Regions from separate parts of the Homo sapiens genome. Here all the other regions are linked to region 2. A link is a contact called in ENCODE Hi-C data. All regions are on one chromosome and are shown on one strand. The core of a region is the stretch at or near the end of the contact, and the rest is flanking DNA. Distances in the headings are between cores, read along the strand shown.

Region 1 (2,700 bases), core at 16-2,515, 150 kb after region 2:
TTTGAAAAATTTATTCATTACCCGGCTTCTAGGGGAGCCCCTTATTTCCATTTTTTTTGCTGGGGCTATCTGTTTCACCCCACTAGGCTTTCCAAATGGCTGTCCACAGATGCTGAGCCTTTGGTCACCTCCGAGTGGTGTTTGGAAAGAGTACTGGGGAACTGGGCTGCTTTTTGGCCTCCTTGCACACAATTCAAGTCAGAGCTTTTGATCTTAAGGTAATATAGAGCTTGGAAACAAAAAATCTGCATTTAGTTTGGAATATCTGAAAATGATAGTGGTTAGGAAAAAGGATGTTAGGCATGGTTTGTGTGCAGGCTATTATAGGTACTTCCTTTCCAAAAAGGTGATATTTAGTGCTACAAATTAGTTATCATATCAGTATTAGAAGCTTTGTTAGGAATTCCAAATAATACGCAATTGTGATTATACACAAGGTGTTTGCAAGCCCCATCTTGTAGGTATTATTAAGCCACAGAATATTTTATACATTTTAATAATTAATAGTCAAACACCTTGCTAAATACTACTCCTTTTGAGGAGAAGTAGTAGAGAAAGAATACAATTGGCTGTTTATATTTTTGTCTTATTCATAAAGAGAATAAAATTATGTAAAAGTATTTATAAGGAATTTATCATCCCAAATGCATTTTAATAGTTGTAGATAAATACTTCTGTTTTGAGAAGGCTTCAGAGCTGTAACAGAAAATGAAATAAAGGGCTCATGTGGAAAGAACTTTACAGCATGCTGCAACTTGATTGTTCACACTTCAAAGCAATTCTAAGAAAAACTGTAAATAAGGACTAGGCATAAAACTCTGCTGGCACCTGGGAATACTCAGCCCACTGCACAACAGAACAGAATCTGAATTCTGGCAAACAGCCAACCTCTGTGGATAAATCTGGAAAGGCTTAATGTACACTGAAGAACTGATGTACTCAGAAACTATGTGGGTGTACTTAGCTTCATGCCACTTAGAGAACTCATTGACTTCCCTGAATACAAAGTAGATCTGGTCATCATGTGTTACACCAGATTCTAGTACTGCTTGCAAGCCCATAATAAAACCCAGAGTTTATAGGAAGGACTCACCTTTCTCAAGAGATACTTCTCCTACTCTCTCTCCTTTTTAATGCTCATTTGGACTTATTAGACTCTCCAAAGCAGTTCTCATACACTTTAACAAGATGAAGATATACTAGGAAAGGTAATTGGGTGAGCATTACTAAGTGTGAGTCATAAATAGTGTAACAAAGGCTTTGAGTGAGTCATCTGCCTAAGTTACCATAGCTATACCCAACATAACACTGCCTTTCTCTTTGTTAAGTGGACAAACTACCATAACGTCTAACAGTATCAATAGCATGTTTTTTTGAATAGCTCATTTTTAAATATTCTCAGTTGTTTAAGTTTATGTCATATATTTTCCAGATTAAGGCTCTTTGGAACAGAAACCACTGTTATAAAGATAGGCAACAGATCACTTGCGTATTTTAAAACAAGAAATGCACAGACATTGTAGGGATTTGTTTTTTCATGATAGCCTGGTAATAAAAAAGTTTAATACAAAACCTTTCATCTTCAAAGGGATCTGAAAAACGTAATTATTCAACGCAATAGCAAATGTTAGATTTCTATTAAGTTAGCTGAATTTTCCAGTTTCTTTCCTTCCCTCAGCATACATTTTCCTATTGCTGGCTTCACCAGAAAAATAACAGCTTAAAATTTATCCCTAAGCTAAAACCCATTAAATGATTGACACAATCTTAGCTAACATGAAAAGTGACTTATATAAAACCTGGTTTGCTGTTTGGGGGCATATTCTGCTCTCAGCAAATGAATGCACATTTTTCTCCATTGATCAGTGGAAAGAAGTGAATATTCTTCAAACATGAAACTTTCTTATATAGCTAAATATCTTTTGTGCTACTATGAGTCATTCCTGAGCATGTCTTTTATTCCTTTGTGATTTTATCAAAGTTCAGATATTTTTAAAAGATCTTGGAATTTTCTAAATAGGGTTCACGTAATATATTCTCCAGCTATATACTTTTTTTTAAAAGGTATTAGAACGAATTCAGATCCTGACATACCATCTTGTGTTTCACATATGATCAGTCACCTTCTTAAGATGATAACAACTTTGACGTTGCAAATGAACACATTCCCATGTGCTTGAGGCCAAAAAGAGGCAGTCAGTGAAACTAAAAGGAATTGCCTGAATATGACTGTTATTTCTATTTGTTGCTAGGTTCTTATTGGAATCTGTGTTGGTAAATTAATTTGGGGTGCACATATCATAGGGTTGATATTCACTTTGTGTCACCAATATGGCTGTATTTCTTATTGAAATACTGAGAAATTTCTGTATAGATTAGTAGGTAGCTGTTGCTGCAGACCCTGCCAAATGTCTGTCTGTCTTTTCCTGCTGCTCTGGTCCCACACGGGGATTGTCGCTTCTTCTCCTTACTTCAGAAATTGTTAATATCTTTGCACGAGTTTTTTCTTGGGCTCTATTCCTGAGCCAAGACTAGCATCTATTCTGGTTGGTTGTTGTTTACGCTACACATATATTTTAAAAGTCACCTCAGCTTCTGTGTATGGGAAGTGATGGAGTCAGAGTGTCCTAATTGAATCCTGAGTTCTGCTACTCAGCAATGCATGATTTTGGGTGGGTTGTTTACCTGCTCTGTGTCCCA
Region 2 (2,700 bases), core at 197-2,696:
AGTGGCGTGTGCCTGTAGTCCCAGCTACCCGGGAGGCTGAGGCAGGAGAATTGCTTGAACTCAGGAGGCGGAGGTTGCAGTGAGCCAAGATGGAGCCATTACACTCCAGCCTGGGCAACAGAGCAAGACTCCATCTCAAATAACAACCAACCAACCAAAAAAAAACACTGACTCATCACTCAAAATAATGCATATTTGTATGCAGAAGAATAGACAGATAAATGATTTCATAGCAATAGTGTGCTTTTTAAATTAAAAATATTATTTATAATTTCGATTGCCTTTAACAGAATTTAAAAACTGAAGTGGAACTTACAGAATTTCTGAGCTCTAGATACAAATTTATTACCACCTGTGATATAACTTCCAAATCATTTGTCTGAGATTAAGAAAAATATGATGAAAAACATCAAGAGCATAAAGTAAAATTTTAAAACATGTTGCAATTTTTTTCTCGTATGGAGTGGGGTCTGCTGAAAGATGAGAAATAAGCACACAAAGATGTTCCCATATTTCCTCTTCTGATCCAACTTCCCAACGAACTAAAAGCTACCTATCTTGAACTATGCAGTTTTGGTGTTTATACATAGGAAAATATTTTGGAGGCATGGTGGTATGTGGAAATTCCTGTTTCATAAATTAAAGTCATTTGTCAGATTGGCTAAACAGCTATTTACAGAGCATCAGTTCCTTCCAAATTTTTAAGCCATGTTGTTATATGTACATTATCCAAGTTAATGATATGAATTTTCTCTGATTTCTACATTTTCAACTCTTTGTTTTTATTTTAGTGGATTCAAAACCTGCTGTCCTTTTACCATTGTTTTTCAGTTCTGCACTTTAGTAAAAGTCATCCCTTGGGACAAAGTAGGTTTTTTTTTGTTACATTAAGTAGGTTTTTTGTTTGTTTGTTTTGCCTGCTCTATTTTTTTTTTTCTCCAGAAGGTTCATGCCTGTTTCATTTCCTCCATGAATGAGAATGTCTTCTGGTTTCCTCTATTCTTGAATGATAATTTGGCTGTGTATACATTTTCATTCATGCTTTCTTTACTGCTTCACTGTCTTTGTGTGTTGACAGATGCCTTTCATCTTTTACTCCAGCATCTCCAATCAAGCATCTTTGGTTGGATTTTTGACATCAAGTGATTTCTTTCCTTTTTTACAGAAAGGGCTCATGACTTGTATATTCCCTGACTATTTTTTTGGTTGTTGCTGTTTTTGTTTATAAAATGTCTTTCTGTTGCCCTTATGTTTGTTTGACCACCTCAGTTGGGCATAATAATCTTTAGTTACAGTCTTTCCTACTTGCTATGGTTTGCATGTCCCCTTCAAAACTTATGTTGAAATTTAATTGCCATTGTGATGGTATTAAGAGGTGGGACCATTAAGAGGTGATTAGGTCACCAGGGCTCTGCCCTCTTGAATGGATCAATGTTGGTGTCAAGGAAGTGTCCTGTTATTAAAGGGAGTTTGACCCTCTCTTGCTGGCTTGCTCTCATGCTTTCTTGTCCTTCTGCCTTCTGCCATGGGATGACACAGCAAGAAGCCCCTTGCCAGATGTGGGCCTCTCGACCTTGGACTTCTTAGCTTCCAGAACTGTAAGAAATATTTCTTTTCTTTATAAATTACCCAGCTTGTGGTATTCTGTTATAGCAACACAGAACATACTGAGATACTATTGAAGGTTGCTAACATTTGTTCCCCTATCTTCTGATTTCTTTTGACATTGGATTTAGTAGAAGTCTAAGACCAGTCTGACATTTCACCTCTCATTATTTATATACACATATACATGTGCGTGCACACGCACACACACACACACACACACACACAATTTTTTCTGGCTAAAGAATAATTTCTTTACCTACAAAGTTTAAAATTTCGTCTGGACTTTCTTGGTTTAGATTGCTGTAGAAAATGTTCCTAGACTGTAAGGAATCTTTTTGATGATCTGTAATTCAATTCTTCCTTATTTTGCTTGATTATTCTTGGAAGCCTTTTTCTGTCACCTTAGTTGACCTACCTATTTTAGGGACAACGAATTTTTATTTTGCCGGATTTACATTTTTTTTTTCTGCTGTTTCTACCTATTATTGTCTTTGAATCACAGTTATCTAAATATTTTTTCCTGTGTAGAGTCACCATAATTATACTCTTTTTCTTAGTGGTTTGATATTTTATTGTGTCTATTTTTTTCTTGTTGGACATAACTTTGTCTAACTTATTTATTAATTCTGTGATAGTGGCTTTTGCTCCTTAAGTTGCTTCCTTCATTCTGGAATTTAGCTCCCATTTATCATTTTCTTAATGTCCTTCTTTTATAAAATTATGTTCTTATAATCTCCTATAGAAGGGAGAATAAAGTCTTCATGGTGAGTTATCCTCTCATTTTAGATTGTTTCCTTCCAGAATAGATTTCTTATCTGCTTATTTCTTTCTATTATTTTTTCCATATAGAATGTTTTTATAGTTGCCATGCCATTTATTTCTAGGTTTTTTTTTGCATGCTTTACATCAGTAACTCTGTTAGTTGTTTTCAATGCTCATATAGAATACGATCAAATTCTCTTTTATCTACTTCTCTTCTATCTAGAACATTTTAATATTTTCCTCTGAATTTCACTTTAGAGACTGTGGTTGAGTCTGCCTATTTACTCTTAGTCCAAATTTCTCCAAATTGGGGTGGAACATGCAGTATTA
Region 3 (2,700 bases), core at 5-2,504, 160 kb before region 2:
AGTTATGTGTAATGGGGCAAAATGTCATTTGTCTTTTTGGGGAGAATGGTCTGAATGACTGTCATCAGCAACTTTGAAGGCTGTTTTTTTTTTTTTTTTTTTTTTTTTAAATGGAGTCTTGCTCTTGTCGCCCAGGCTGGAGTGCAATGGCACAATTTCTTCTCACTGCAACCTTTGCCTCCTGTGTTCAAGCGATTCTCCTGCTTCAGCCTCCCAGTAGCTAGAATTACTGGCGCCCGCCACAATGCTCAGCTAATATTTGTATTTTTAGTAGAGATTGGGTTTCACCATGTTGGCCAGGCTGGTCTCGAACTCTTGACCTCAGGTGATCCACCTGCCTCGGCCTCCCAAAGTGCTGGGATTACAGGCGTGAGCCACCGCTCCCGGCCGAAGGCTGGCTTTTTTACCATCATTGAAATCAAGTTAGAATGCACTGTCTCTTCATAGGTAACAAGTAAATCTTTGTAATCAATTGGAATAAATTCCAATGAGCTTTTTGAAAAAATGAAATTTCTGGGATATTATTAATGATGCACATAGAAAGACAGTGAATCCAATGCACATTTTCTTCAGTTTTGATAACGTTACTGTGATTCCTCGCTTGTCCAAAAGAATCGAAGAATGAGTTCGTTCTAGCTTTCTACAAATGAATTCTGCATTTCATTCACAATGAAATAAAAGAGCAAAAGTTATCTGAGTATACCACTAAAGTACTATATATCTGTAAATTACTTTACACTTGCTATCCTCGGCTCATCAGATTAAGCTACAATCAGAATGTCTCATTTATAAACGGAAAGTTGATCAGCTTTTTACTTCCGACCACAAGTTTATCTCCCCTCAGATACCACTGATCCAGTGAGGCATTTAGCTTGCCATAGGCCAGGCTGGGGCCAGTACCACGGCATCCGCAAGGGTGCCAACCTTGTTTGCCTGGATGCCTCCAGCAGATTCGCGCAAACTGCAACTGGTTTTACATCAGGAATACTGTTTGACCAAAGAGTAATTTAGGAGCCAGAGATGAAGTGAGTAAACGTTCAACCGAGGGGTCAAGGTTTCAAACGCACACGTTCTCTATCCCACCAGGAAAGTTCGATACTGTAACAGTGTTTTCGTTTTTCCTTGTCCACCCTAAAGGTTTTCGTCAGGATATTCCCAAAGCCTCCGTCGGTCTGGGGGCAGGAGTAGGGAGAAGGGATGAGGTGACTTTTTGGGCGGGGTGGGGGGAACGTCTGGGCAGCCAGGGACCTGCCCATTCACTCCCCTTTCCCAGCCCCGGGAGGGCGCAGCGCCCGGGTGGGGAGCCCGAGCCAGCCCAGGCCGGCTCTGGCCTCCTGACCCAGACAGCGCAGGGCGCGAGGGATCGCGCGGCCGAGCCCGGGTCGCGCCGCTCCCAGCATCGGGGCCGCTAGCCAAGAGTTCGAGGCCTTCCCGATCCGGATGTGATGAAAAAGAGCAACAGAGGGAGAAGTGTTTCAGGATTGTAGGAGTGGAAGAGGGGAAAGAGAGGCAGAGAGGGGGAAGGCCCCCTCGCAGGGGAGCCGGCTGGAGTGAGCTGGCTGGAAAGAGGGGGCGGAGTGCGCGGAGTCAGAGCCGCCACCGCTGCCGCAGTTGCCGCCACTGCGGCGTCTGGGCTGAGCCGGAGGGAGGCGGGAGGACGCGCAGGGGCGGCCGCCGCCGTCGTCAGGCCACCGGGGCGAAAATGCGGCCGCTGCCGGAGGCTCGCTAACTTTCCGGGGCGGAAGAGGAGGAGGAGGAGGAGGAAGGGGCTTGGAGCGACTACGGGGGGATGCGGAGGTAGGTAGTGGTCTCCGGGCGGGGAAGAGGAGGGGTTTGATCCCCATCCCCGGGGTTCTCCCAAACCCGATCTCTCTTTCCAGCCCCTCCCCGCTGGGTCCACCTCGGACCCCTGGGACCCCGCCGCTGTCAACTTGCGCTGTAACAGTTTTCTTCGCAAGTTTCAAATCAAAACTTCCCCGGGGTGGAGTTTGAGGGAGGGAAGTGGAGGGGGAGGGAACGTCCCGCAGGGGTGGTGTGCTCTTCTCTAAAAACATTTTTTTTTTTAATTTTGTATATTTTTCCGCCAGAAGCAGTCAGTTCCCTGCACCCAGCACCTCACAGCCCTTCCTCCGTGCGCCCTGCCGGGCGGCGAGCTAGGCGGCAGCGGCGCGGCGCGGGCTCGGCGGAGCGGCCCATGTCCGGCGCGGGCGAAGCCCTCGCTCCCGGGCCCGTGGGGCCGCAGCGCGTGGCCGAGGCGGGCGGCGGCCAGCTGGGCTCCACAGCCCAGGGTGAGTGCGCGCTTGCAAGTGGCAAGCTTCTTTGTCATTGTTGCATTTTTCAGTTTGCTCACAAGTGCACAGATAGGGGTGGGGGGAGTGCTGTGAGGAGGGGCTCCCACTCGTAGTTGAGAACTTTTGCACAGTTCGCGTTACTCAGGCAAGTTCTTCAGGATCCTTGCCCTAGATCAACAACCGGGTAAGAGGGCGGGAACCGTTGGTCCCTCCACTCCCCCTTCCTTTGGTTGCGAAGAAACAGGATGACAGGATTGCTTCTTTCTTAAGCATATGCATGTTTGGGCCTAAGACTCAATGTGTAGGTTCTGAAGCGCTTCTCCTCTAGGTCTCTTCAGCAGATCCAGGACTGCCGCAGCTCTCTGAACAAGCGTGCACTTACTCCATTTCATCTTTCTGTTTCTTGTTG

The links. Hi-C counts contacts between places; a loop is a spot of excess contacts on that map. Pooled maps may share reads with other maps.
Region 1: a pooled map shows a loop between it and region 2 (3-fold over the local background). The contact joins the promoter of LINC01392 here to the promoter of LINC01393 in region 2. A Hi-C loop is called at or near these places in 2 of 168 maps with a recorded cell type or tissue (PC-3 and PC-9) and 4 of 50 pooled maps.
Region 3: a map of heart right ventricle shows a loop between it and region 2 (2.2-fold over the local background). The contact joins the promoter of MDFIC here to the promoter of LINC01393 in region 2. A Hi-C loop is called at or near these places in 10 of 168 maps with a recorded cell type or tissue (PC-3, Right ventricle myocardium inferior, ascending aorta and 6 more) and 13 of 50 pooled maps.

Annotation. Positions count from the first base shown.
Region 1 is chr7:115,230,090-115,232,789 of GRCh38, forward strand. It overlaps LINC01392 (long intergenic non-protein coding RNA 1392), which reads right to left and starts at 1,266. Exons shown (of 5, transcript NR_126407.1): 1 at 1,094-1,266.
Region 2 is chr7:115,077,512-115,080,211 of GRCh38, forward strand. It overlaps LINC01393 (long intergenic non-protein coding RNA 1393), which reads left to right and starts at 1,447. Exons shown (of 4, transcript NR_120521.1): 1 at 1,447-1,598.
Region 3 is chr7:114,920,840-114,923,539 of GRCh38, forward strand. MDFIC (MyoD family inhibitor domain containing) reads left to right here and starts at 1,255. Exons shown (of 5, transcript NM_001166345.3): 1 at 1,255-1,797; 2 at 2,088-2,288. The coding sequence starts at 2,195. RefSeq lists silencers at 1,195-1,334, 1,665-1,714, 1,725-1,904, 2,135-2,274.